2 separate regions of the Homo sapiens genome follow, and region 1 is linked to region 2. The links are chromatin loops, found by intact Hi-C in ENCODE. Cell type or tissue: PC-3. All regions are shown on one strand. Links, peaks and the distances in the headings refer to the core of each region. The heading gives the core; the rest is flanking DNA. Region 1 overlaps MAOB (monoamine oxidase B). Region 2 has its middle 11 kb from the start of NDP-AS1.

Region 1 (5,391 bases), core at 211-5,210, 97 kb after region 2:
GGATTGGATGGTGCCCACTACATTGAGAGCCGGTTTTCCTCTCCCAGTCTGCCAACTCCCATGCCAGTTTCTTCTGGAAACACCCTCACAGGGACACCCAGAAACAATGCTTCACCTGCCATCTAGGTATCCCACCATCCAGTCAAGTTGACACCTAAAATTAACCATCACAATGGGTAAAGTTTATTGCATGTACATTTACCTCAGTAAAGCTGTGGGTTTTTTTAAGAGCTAAATTCATGGTGGTGAGAATGTAATAGGCATTCACTAAGTATTTTTGACTAAATTAATAATTAAATTAGTCATGAATGGAATTATTTCATTCTTCAGTGATGGGTCATATCAGGAAATCCAGATGCATAAGGGGTCGAATTTTACCTCCTTGATTTTGAAACTTTACGTCAACTTCTAAAAGTCCAACTTTAATAGTAAATCCCAGTTCCTGGCACACACTTTGAAGGCCCACTGTCCCTCAGTTTACCAGTTTTTCATATTTACCCTGAGAATGAAGTCAGTGACTGGACTTAGTCCTGTGTCTGCAACTCATATATTTCTCTTGAGCATGGCCTTGTGTTCTCATTTATGTTATCAGACATGCAATTTAGTCATTAAAATAGACATTTTGATATAGTGGCAGAGGATGTGTTTAAGATTTGAGAAATTTACTAAAAAATGAAATCCCTTTTGTCGTTTCCAGAAACATCAGACTCTGGGCCTCTATTGACAAACCGTATCCACTTGTAAGTTGAATGTAACAATAGGCGGTGCACGTGAGCCAGCATGGACTTTTCTCATTGGCTGTTAGCATGAGGAGCTTGTCTGGCATCCTTGTATTTGATCCTGATGTCTTACTGTCTTTTCTCCCAGGTATGGCAGCAGCCAAACTTCTGCATGACTCTGGACTGAATGTGGTTGTTCTGGAAGCCCGGGACCGTGTGGGAGGCAGGACTTACACTCTTAGGGTAAGGCATTAAGAATCCGGAGGACAAATGTGGGACTGAAGCTGAGTTTGGGGTTTCATTTTTGTCTTTTTCCCCAAAAGTCTTCAATTTCATTTGACTCTAAGAGGGTGAAAATAACTCTGAAACATTCTTCACAGCCTCTCTCCCAGTTTGCCTTCCTTTCAATTCTTCTGTTCCTTTTTGTCTTTTCATCTCATGATATTTGGCCTCATAGAGTTAGGATTGAGTAAGAGGGAAATGGACAGATATGTGTGTGCCTCTGTGTGTGTGTGTGTGTGTGTGTGTGTGTGTGTGTGTGTGTGTGTGTGTGTGAGACAGAGAGAGAAATAGGAAGAAAAATAACATAATTATATGTACTTTCCACTCCTAACTTCGATGCTTCCTTCACACCAACACAATCATTCTAATCATACAAACTAAACTTTTTTGGAGAGACTTTCTCCCATTTTTAAATTTATTTTTTAAATTTTATTTTAACAAATCATAATTGTATTACATTTATGGAGTATAATGTGATGTTTTCACCATATGTATACAATGTGGAGTGATTAAATCAAGCTAAATTAACATATTCAGCACCTCACTTTCTTGACATTTTTTGTGGTGATACATTTGAAATTTACTCTGTTATTTTGAAATGCACAATACATTATTATTACTACAGTTACTGTGCAATGGATTTCAAAACTTATTCTTCCTGTCTAGCTAAAATTTTGTACCCTTCCTGTCTAGCTAAAATTTTGTACTCCTCATTCCCTCAGTTCTCACCCCCCAGCCCCTGATAATATTCATTTTGCTCTCTACTTCTATGAATTCAACGTGTTTTAGATTCCACTTATAAGTCTTTCTGTGCCTGGCTTATTTCACTTAGCATAATGTCCTCCAAATTCATCTATGTTGTCCCAAATGACATTTCTTTATTTTTAAAGGCTGAATAGTATTTCATTGTGTGTATATACCAAGTCTTCCTCATCCATTTATCCACTGATGGACACTTAGGGTGATTTCATATCATGGCTACTGTAGATAATGCTGCAATGAACATGGGTGTGCAGATATCTCTTTGACATATTGACTTCAATTCTTTTGGATATATTCCCAAAAATGGGATTGCTGAATTATGCGGTAGTTCTATTTTTAGTTTTCCATTTTTAGTTTTCTGAGGAACCTCCATACTGTTTTCTGTAATAGCTGTACTGATTTACATTCCCACCAATAGTGTACAAGGGTTCCCTTTTCTCTTCATCCTTGACAACACTGATTATTTTTCCTCTTTTTGATAAAAGCCATTTTAACAGGTGTGAGGTGATATCTCATTTTGGTTTTAATTTGGATTTCCCTAATGATTAGTGGTGCTGAACTTTTTCCATGAACCTGTTGGCCATTTGCATGTCTTCTTTTGAGAAGTGTCTGTTCAGTTCCTTTGCCCATTCTTTAAAAATCTGGTTATTTGTCTCTTGCTATTGAGTTGTTTGAGTTTCTTATATAATTTGGATATTAACCTCTTATCAGATGTACGGCTTGCAAATATGTAAAGAAAACTATCATTTTATTAATTGTTCTTTTGCTGTGCAGGAGCTTTGTAGTTTGATGCAATTCCATTTGTCTGTTTTTGCTTTTTTTCCTGATCTTTCAGGGCCATATCCAAAAAATCATTTCCCTGACTAGTGTCATGGAGCTTTCCCCTTGTTTTCTTCAAGTAATTTTGCCGTTTCAGGTCTCGTGTTTAAGTCTTTAATCTATTTAGAGTTGATTATTTGTATATGGTGTTTGCATATGGTATAAGATAAGGGACTACTTTTATTCTTCTGCATGTGGATAGTCCGTTTTTCCTGCACCATTTATTGAATAGACTGTCCTTTCCCCATTGTGTGTTCTTGGAATCTTCATCAAAACTCAATTGATTGTAAATGTGTGGGTTTATTTTTGAGCTTTCTATCCTGTTCTATTGGTTGGTGAGTCTGTTTTTATGTCAGTACCATACTGTTTTGATTAAAATTGCTTCATAATATATTTTGAAGTTGGGTAGTATAACGCCTTCACCTTTGTTCTTTTTGTACAAGATTGTTTTGGCTAGTTGTAGTCTTCTGTAGTTCCATATGAATTTAAGGATTGTTTTTTCTGTTTCTGTGAAAAATAACATTGGCATTTTGATGGGGATTGCACTGAATCTATGGATCACTTTGGGTAGTATGGACATTTTACATTATTAATTCTCCCAATCCATGAACATGGATGTGTTTTTATTTATTCACATAAACTAAACTTTTACCTGCCTAATTTTCCTTCTTGTTTTTGCTTCAGCTTTTATTTTTTTAAAAGAATTATTTACCAATTTATAAATACCCTTATTTTAATTGCTGGTTAATTGTTTCAATTCTGACACTGTTGCCTAAAATTAATGATTTTCTATTTAAACACAGAGTCAAGCAAAGCAAGTTTCTCTGCAAGGAAATGCCCTACTTCCATACATTCAAGATCTGAATAATAGATATAGAAGCTACAGAGTATTTTCATTTCCAGAGAGATAAGACATATAAAATTCTGACTCACAGCTCTTCTTTTGGAAGGATTCATCAATGATATATATCTGACATTTTGTACTCATTCTTTTTTTTAAATTATACTTTAAGTTCTGGGATACATGTGCAGGGGTGGGATCTGCTGAGCTAGATCACTTGGCTCCCTGGCTTCAGCCCCCTTTCCAGGGGAGTGAACGGTTCTGTCCCACTGGTGTTCCAGGCACCACTTGGATATGAAAAAAAAAAAAAAAAAACTCCTGCAGCTAGCTCGGTGTCTGCCCAAATGGCCGCCCAGTTTTGTGCTTGAAACCCAGGGCCCTGGTGGCATAGGACCGAGGGAATCTCCTGGTCTGCGGGTTGTGAAGACCATGAGAAAAGCAAAGTATCTGGGCCAGAATGCACTGTTCCTCATGGCACAGTCCCTCACAGCTTCCCTTGGCTAGGGAAGGGAGTTCCCTAACCCCTTGCACTTCCCAGGTAAGGCGACACCCCACCCTGCTTAGGCTCATCCTCTATGGGCTGCACTCACAGTCTAACCAGTCCCAGTGAGATGAACTGGGTACCTCAGTTGGAAACGCAGAAATCACCTGCCTTCTGTGTTGATCTCACTGGGAACTGCAGACTGGAGCTGTTCCTATTCGACCATCTTGCCAGCCCTCTGTACTCATTCTTTACTTTGAGTCATCTCCTTTATAATTGAATTTGTCCTCAGCAAATATCTACTGAGTACCTACTATGAATCAGGCACAGTAATCCCCCCAAAATGGCCTTGCTCCACAGACTTTACAGTCTCTCAGGGGGACAATGACTGTTGTAATTGCCTAATTATAGCTTATCAAGGAAAATGCTACAGTGAGGGTGGGTGACAGCTTGGAGTGGTGCCATAGGAGGCATAAGAGGGTACCTTACCAGTCTTGAGAGCCAGAGACTCAGAGAAGCCTGAAAGCCTTATCTGTTATTGACTGTGACATACACCGCCTGACCTAGTTATTTGTGATTTCACACAAGCCTTCAAACTTGATCTAACCCTTGTTGTCTACTGGCCATTGTTTTTGCCATTATGTGTTCCTCAAATATCTCTTTTTACCTTTGTCGTATGGCAAAATCTTCACATACTTCCAGGATCTCATCCCTTCCTACTCCAATCAAAAGCTACTTGCCTTTCTTCTGTGTTAATACCACTTACCTGTTCCACACAAGGACAATTATTATATGTTGCTTTACAAGGTTTTGCCTGTGTACATCTTATCTCTCCCAGTTCTTGAAATCTTCATATTCCTTGAAAAATACAGCATATAAGAGTGCCTTTTACGTAAAGAAGCTGGTTTAGTACAATTAGGTGCTGAATTTTTAAAAACATCCTTCTTTCATTTATTTGAGAAAATTTATTGGACAACTGCTATAGGAGTTTGGAATACTTTAGTGAGTAAAACAAAGATGCCTTGTGAAAATTGCATTTTTGAAGGGTAAGTGAGTGGAAAGCTAGACAAAAAATACGCAAATAAACAAAAACAGAAGAGAAGGACCATTTCTAGTGTTTCTAACTGGTAGGAACCTGGTTTTTCTTAGACATACTCAGAAATAGGAAACTTTTCTACTAATTTTTTGTTCAAAGTTCGCCCCTCAGTCATTGGAAATGAAACCAATTCAAAACTACGTAAATATACTATTAAACATAAAAGCAATTTCAAAGTCCAAATTATGACCAAATATTCCCTAGTGCTATTTTCAAATGTCTGGATTAACAAATCACATAAGAAGTGATCGTTTTCTTTCTTGCTTTTTCTCTAGCATTAGGCTCCTCAACATTCACCTGAAGTACTGAGTAAAGAGATTCGTCAATAATTCACAGCTCACAAATTCAAAGCACTAAAAACCAAGCCATGTTATGGTATATTGTAAATGAT
Region 2 (5,391 bases), core at 316-5,315:
AGAGTCAGGAAATCTGAATGCACCTTTGGTTCCACCAATAACCAAACACATGATTCCAAGTGAACCACTTACGCTTTCTACTTCTCAGTTTCTTAGGCTAGATTGTGAATATCTCTTCTGGTACTATGAATATTCTTTCTACATACACACACACACAAGCACATGCTTCCCTCCTCTAATATTTCTCTGTACTCAAGGTAAAGGTACTTTAGAAAAATCTGTTCCCGTTTTATTTTCACCAGTAAGAAATCTTATATCTTACTTTTTGGGTTTCTCTGTTTTGCCTTTTCTTCTTTTCAAGGGTTGTGCCTGGGTGATGTTTTATATATGTGATTAAAAATGGGAGTAGTCTAGTAATCTCATTAAAATACTGGTTTGACCAATATCAGAACATAGTTAGCTCTATTATTTTACATACAGTAGCATTGCTGATAATGCATCATTCATCTTGAGAATTTAAAATATTAAATTCCATATTTTATGGAAATGTGTCTCATTTTTCCTTTTCATTTCCTCCTAGCTCACTCTTCCTCCCTCTTCCCTTCTAACAAAGGCTCCAAGCAGCAGATGGATGGGAAGGGATTGGGGGTTGTTCAGTGGTGGGTGGGTCAGCTTTCCCTTTGCTTTTGTGCATTGAAGCCCTGGATATATGCCAGGGGTATTTGACTAAAAAAGAAAGAGAGATACAAGCATTTAGTCAGAGTGCTCATCCATAATTAAGTTGCTTAGTTGCAGGGCCATCAAAGGAAAACTTCAAATACCCTGATAGCAAAAGCCACCTGTGCTGAAAGCAGAGAAGCAGGATCATGCAGGGGAAATGCAGAGCCATGGCAGATACTCAGAAACAGTGGGCAGAGAGGACATTTTGAAAGACAAAGGCAAGGCCCCAGGCTGTGAGTCAGAGGAAACTGGCAAGAGTTTGTTGAATCTAGACTCGCAATCTATTGCTGGGGCCTGTTTTCATAAGCGAGAGCCTTCAGCCTTTCTTTGTGCAGTGTGTTGCCTTAAACAGGAGTGTCTGCTTTTAAGATAAGAAGTCAATGACATCCCTCATAGAATCTTTACTTTGTATCAAGGATGGTGCTAGACAGGATAGATACACTAATTTAATCTTCTCAACAATTTTTTAAAGATTTATTTATTTATGTGTAGACAGTCTCACTCTGTTTCCCATGCTGGAATGCAACGTTGCAATCATAGCTCACTGCGGCCTCAAACTCCTGGGCTCAAGAGGTCCTCCTTCCCCAACCACCCAAGTAGCTGGGACTACAGGCCTACACCACCATGCCCAGCTATTTTTTAAATTTTGTAGAGACAAAGTCTCGCTATGTTGCCCGGCCTGGTCTTGAACTCCTGGCCTCAAGTGATCCTCCTGCCTCAACCTCCCAAAGTGCTAGGATTACAGGCCTGAATCACCGCTGAGCCTAAAATCTTTTTAGTTAACCACATCTTACAGACAAGGAAACCAAAGCCTAGAGAAGTTGTATGATTTTCCCCAAGTCTCACAGCCAGTAAAGGACAGGGGTAAACTTCGACCACAGATCTCTGTGTCTACTAAGCTTAAGATTCCTTGTTGTTTCATCCACCCTCCCTCCTCACACCTACCTGGGTTTGACCCTTATACAAGGCACTTTCCCATTGGATGACTACATCAAAGTACCTGGTCAGGATCAAAGGTAAATTTCTTCTAAAAACCACATGCCACCCAAGTCTTTTATAAAACCAGCGTGTATTTCTAAAACGTCTTTGGGAGCACATGAGCTTCCAGGGACTCTGGGGACTCCAACGAAACACCGGGGCCCCTATAAAATTAAAACTTCCCGAGGAAATTTTAAGTCAGACTTCTCTTGGCCTTGAGTCCAAATAATTTCAGTGAAAGTTGGCTGAGCTTAAGAATTGTATAACAAAGACTTGCCTGGGTCATTTTATTTTGCTCCCCGCAATGATATGAAAGAGAGGTAAGGGACCGGGCCATCTATATAATCTTCCCAAAACCCAGGGCCACACTGATGGCAGAATTGGTGGGGCCCCTAGAGATAATGGCCTTGCTTTAGAAATGAAAGGCTCAAAGAGGTTAAAGTCACAAACCTAGGACACAGTAATGCAGGACTGGAGCCTCAATCGCTCAGGCCCAAGCTAATGGTTATTATTGGATGTCTGCCCCATTCTTCTTCCCAACCCTGCCCCCCTGACTCCTGCACTCATGGCCAAGTTTAGATAAGGCTCAATTTCAGAGTGAATTTAGGCCAACACAGCTTCTGATACACATGGACTACGCTTTTACCTCTTTCAAACAGGCAAGCGCTACAGACAACATGCACTTCTCCAGGAATACAACCTAAGTCACAGACACATAGTATACAGTAGGGGCCTACTGTGTCATTCCAGGTAGGCAAAAGTTTTCAGAGTATCAGTCTCCCAAATAATTATATCATCAGAGCAAAAAGCATTTTGAGCAACATGCACATTGACAGTCAAGACATTTGGTATGAAGCCTTTAGATGGTGCTAATGGTCTACTATAACACAAAATCTGCAAGTACTCTTTTAAACTTGAAATCAAAGAGGTGGATGAGACCTCAAGAGTCTAGCTATATTTCAAACATCCTGTGCCCAGTCAGGGAAACCCATTCACAGATTTGGAGGCATCTTGACAAGAATAAATTTCTGGGGCATTGGTTGCCACAGCAAAGTTTTGGTGATGCTAAATGTACCAAGTTATTCTGGGCAGGTCTCATGCAATCCATGCCATCAGTCAATACTTTAAACACGAATATACATCCTCTGGATTCAGATTTATCTTGTGTCTTTGTGTATTGACTGGAGCTTGTGGCAATCTTGGTTCATAATGTCTGATTATGTTGCTGGATTGTGCGTTGGAGCCATTCATTTTGTGGAACAATTTTCTTCAGGAAAGCCTCATTCATTCAATTAAGAAAGAACTGGTAAAATTCTAGCATCATTCATTTTTTTCTTGCTCTGAAAAGAGGGATGGGGAAGAGCACATCACACTATAGCAACATTTCTACAACAGGCTTTTATGTCTTCTTTCTTTTTCTTTTCCACACGTTGTGAGTTCCTGAGACTCCATCAGTCTCAGAGTCCTGCCAAAAGAGACAATGCTTTGCTATCCAATTTTTCTTATGCATTGAGAAGCCCTGGACATTGATGACGTTTTCTCTGCAGGAAGGAAAATAACTTCTTGTCCATTCACATGGATGGCTCTGCACATGTGGGAGCTGACATAGGTTTCCAAAGTCAGATGTCACACCTAATATAGATACATGGTGCTTATGGGAATGTGTGCTTGCATGTATATGTATCTCCACTCTGATTAGAAGAACGACTCAGGAGCAAGAAGGGGGCAAAAGTCAGGATGGAGGTGAAGTTCCCATCCAGAACACTGAACAAGAAAAAGGTTTGGGAGGATCATGGTGCCATTATTATAATGTCTGGATTTCTATTATAGTGGAAAAAAATATTTTTTCCAGAAAGTTCATGTCGGGGTGGAATTAGATTCAAAGGGATGGAAATCTTGAGGAGATAGATTTCAATTCAATTCCAATGGAATTTTTCAGTTTTTAAAAATTAAAAAAAATCTGACTTACAGAAGAGTTGCAAAAATGTAAAAGGACACCCATATGCTGTTCACCTAGGTTCCTCAATTGTTAATATTTTGCAGTATTTTCTTCCTTTGTCTCTCTCTCTCTCTATATATATATATAATTACTATTTGACAGTAAGCAGCATTATAATATCCCCTTGTTTTATATATGTGTGTTACTATTTGACAGTAAACAGCATTATTTATATATAAATATATGTATATGCAAGCACATATTCCCACTATATATATAATACATGTATGTTATATATATGTTACTATTTGACAGTAAACAGCATTATAATATCCCTTTATTCCTCGATATTTCATCTTGCATTTCCTAAGAACAAGGACATTCTCTTACATAACCAGGGTAAAATGATACTAAAATTTCAGCAATTGTCTCATTGATGAACTTGTAACAATATTTTTCCCTCTGATCCAGGATCCACTAGGATACATTACTGGTGATGTTAATAAATATGAACTGTTTAAGATTTAGGATTTTCAAAACTGAAAGAGGCTATATCACAAATCAAATTTTAAGTATCAGCACAGCAAATATATCATATAGGAGACACCAGCTTGACGTGTGTGGCAGAGTAAATGACCTTTTTGAATAAATAACCAAAACCTTTATGGTTAGGACTTTTTGTGTCCTGTGTAGGAAATTTTGTCTGATCCAAAGTTATGAAGATGTCCTCCTATGTCTTCTTCTGGAATCTTATAGCTCCAGGCTTTATATTCAGGTTTATGATCTATTCTGAATAAATTTTTGTCAATGGTGTAGAGGTCGAAGTTCTTTTTTTAAATTTTATCCAATTGCTCTGGTTCCATTTGTTTAAAACATTACAGTCCTGCTAATCTTCAGAAATCTTGCATAGATGAAGAAATTTGGCCAAAGAGTTGCACCCTGATACAGAGCTGGGTGGAGAGGGCACTGCGTTGAGAGGTGTGGTCATATGAGGTGGAGAGGGATTGTATTCTTTTGGCTTGAATGTCAGTCATTGGAAATTAGTCCTGGGGGTCTGCGATGTGACTTGTGGTCTTCCTCCTGAATTTCAGAAAATCACAAGAGACTTGCTTGCTGTTTCAGAAAACTCCCATCAATGACCTGGTTGAACGGTAAATTACCACTCAGGTGAGGTTGTTCCTGCCCTAAAAGCTGCAACCGAGAGTCTAGCAGTGCCCAAAGGCAGTAAGTATATGGATCAGAATTTCAGTGTGGATTCAACCTGAAAACTATAGGATGCTGTGAGAGTTTTTTTTCAGGGAAAGGGGACGAATTTAGTTGGAACATGGGGTTTCCAAAGAAGAGACATTCAGGCTGAGACTTGAAGGACGAGCAAAAGAGAGCCAGGTGAAGAAGAGGGTTTGGATGGTGCCAAACACATAAGGGAGGTGGAGGAGCTGGCATCCAGCTGGCAGCCACACAGACTGGGAAGTGAGAAGCTGGGCAGGGGATGGAGGAGCATAAATATGACATGGGAAAGCAGGCAGGGTCTGACTTGCCTTGCCAAGGACTCCCTATTTAATAAATAGTGCTCGGATAACTGGCTAGACTTATGTGGAAGATTGAAACTAAACCCCTTCCTTACACCATATACAAAAATCACTCTGGGAGGCCGAGGCAAGTGGATCACCTGAGGTCAGGAGTTGGAGACCAGCCTGGCCAACATGGTGAAACCCTGTCTCTACTAAAATTACAAAATTTAGCCAGTTGTGGTGGCACATGCCTGTGGCAGTAGAATCGCTCAAACTTGGGAAGAGGAGGTGACAGAGCGAGAC

What was found. A loop is a pair of places that touch in the nucleus more often than their neighbours do. Peaks named below come from ENCODE experiments on the same cell type or tissue, not always from the same donor. Only the 100,000 strongest peaks of a DNase experiment are listed, where the experiment ranks them.
Region 1: a loop joins it to region 2, with 19 times the contacts of the local background. A loop is called at or near these places in 63 of 110 quality-filtered maps.

Annotation. Positions count from the first base shown.
Region 1 is chrX:43,839,241-43,844,631 of GRCh38, reverse strand. MAOB (monoamine oxidase B) reads left to right here. Exons shown (of 15, transcript NM_000898.5): 2 at 868-962. Among named protein-coding and RNA genes, the nearest start is that of MAOB, 41 kb to the left of the region's middle. In PC-3, for the core only: no CTCF peak of the experiment used is centred there; no DNase peak of the experiment used is centred there; H3K27ac peaks cover 1,014 bases.
Region 2 is chrX:43,936,507-43,941,897 of GRCh38, reverse strand. No RefSeq gene overlaps it. Among named protein-coding and RNA genes, the nearest start is that of NDP-AS1, 11 kb to the left of the region's middle. In PC-3, for the core only: a CTCF peak has its summit at 2,499; a DNase peak (open chromatin) is centred at 907; H3K27ac peaks cover 789 bases.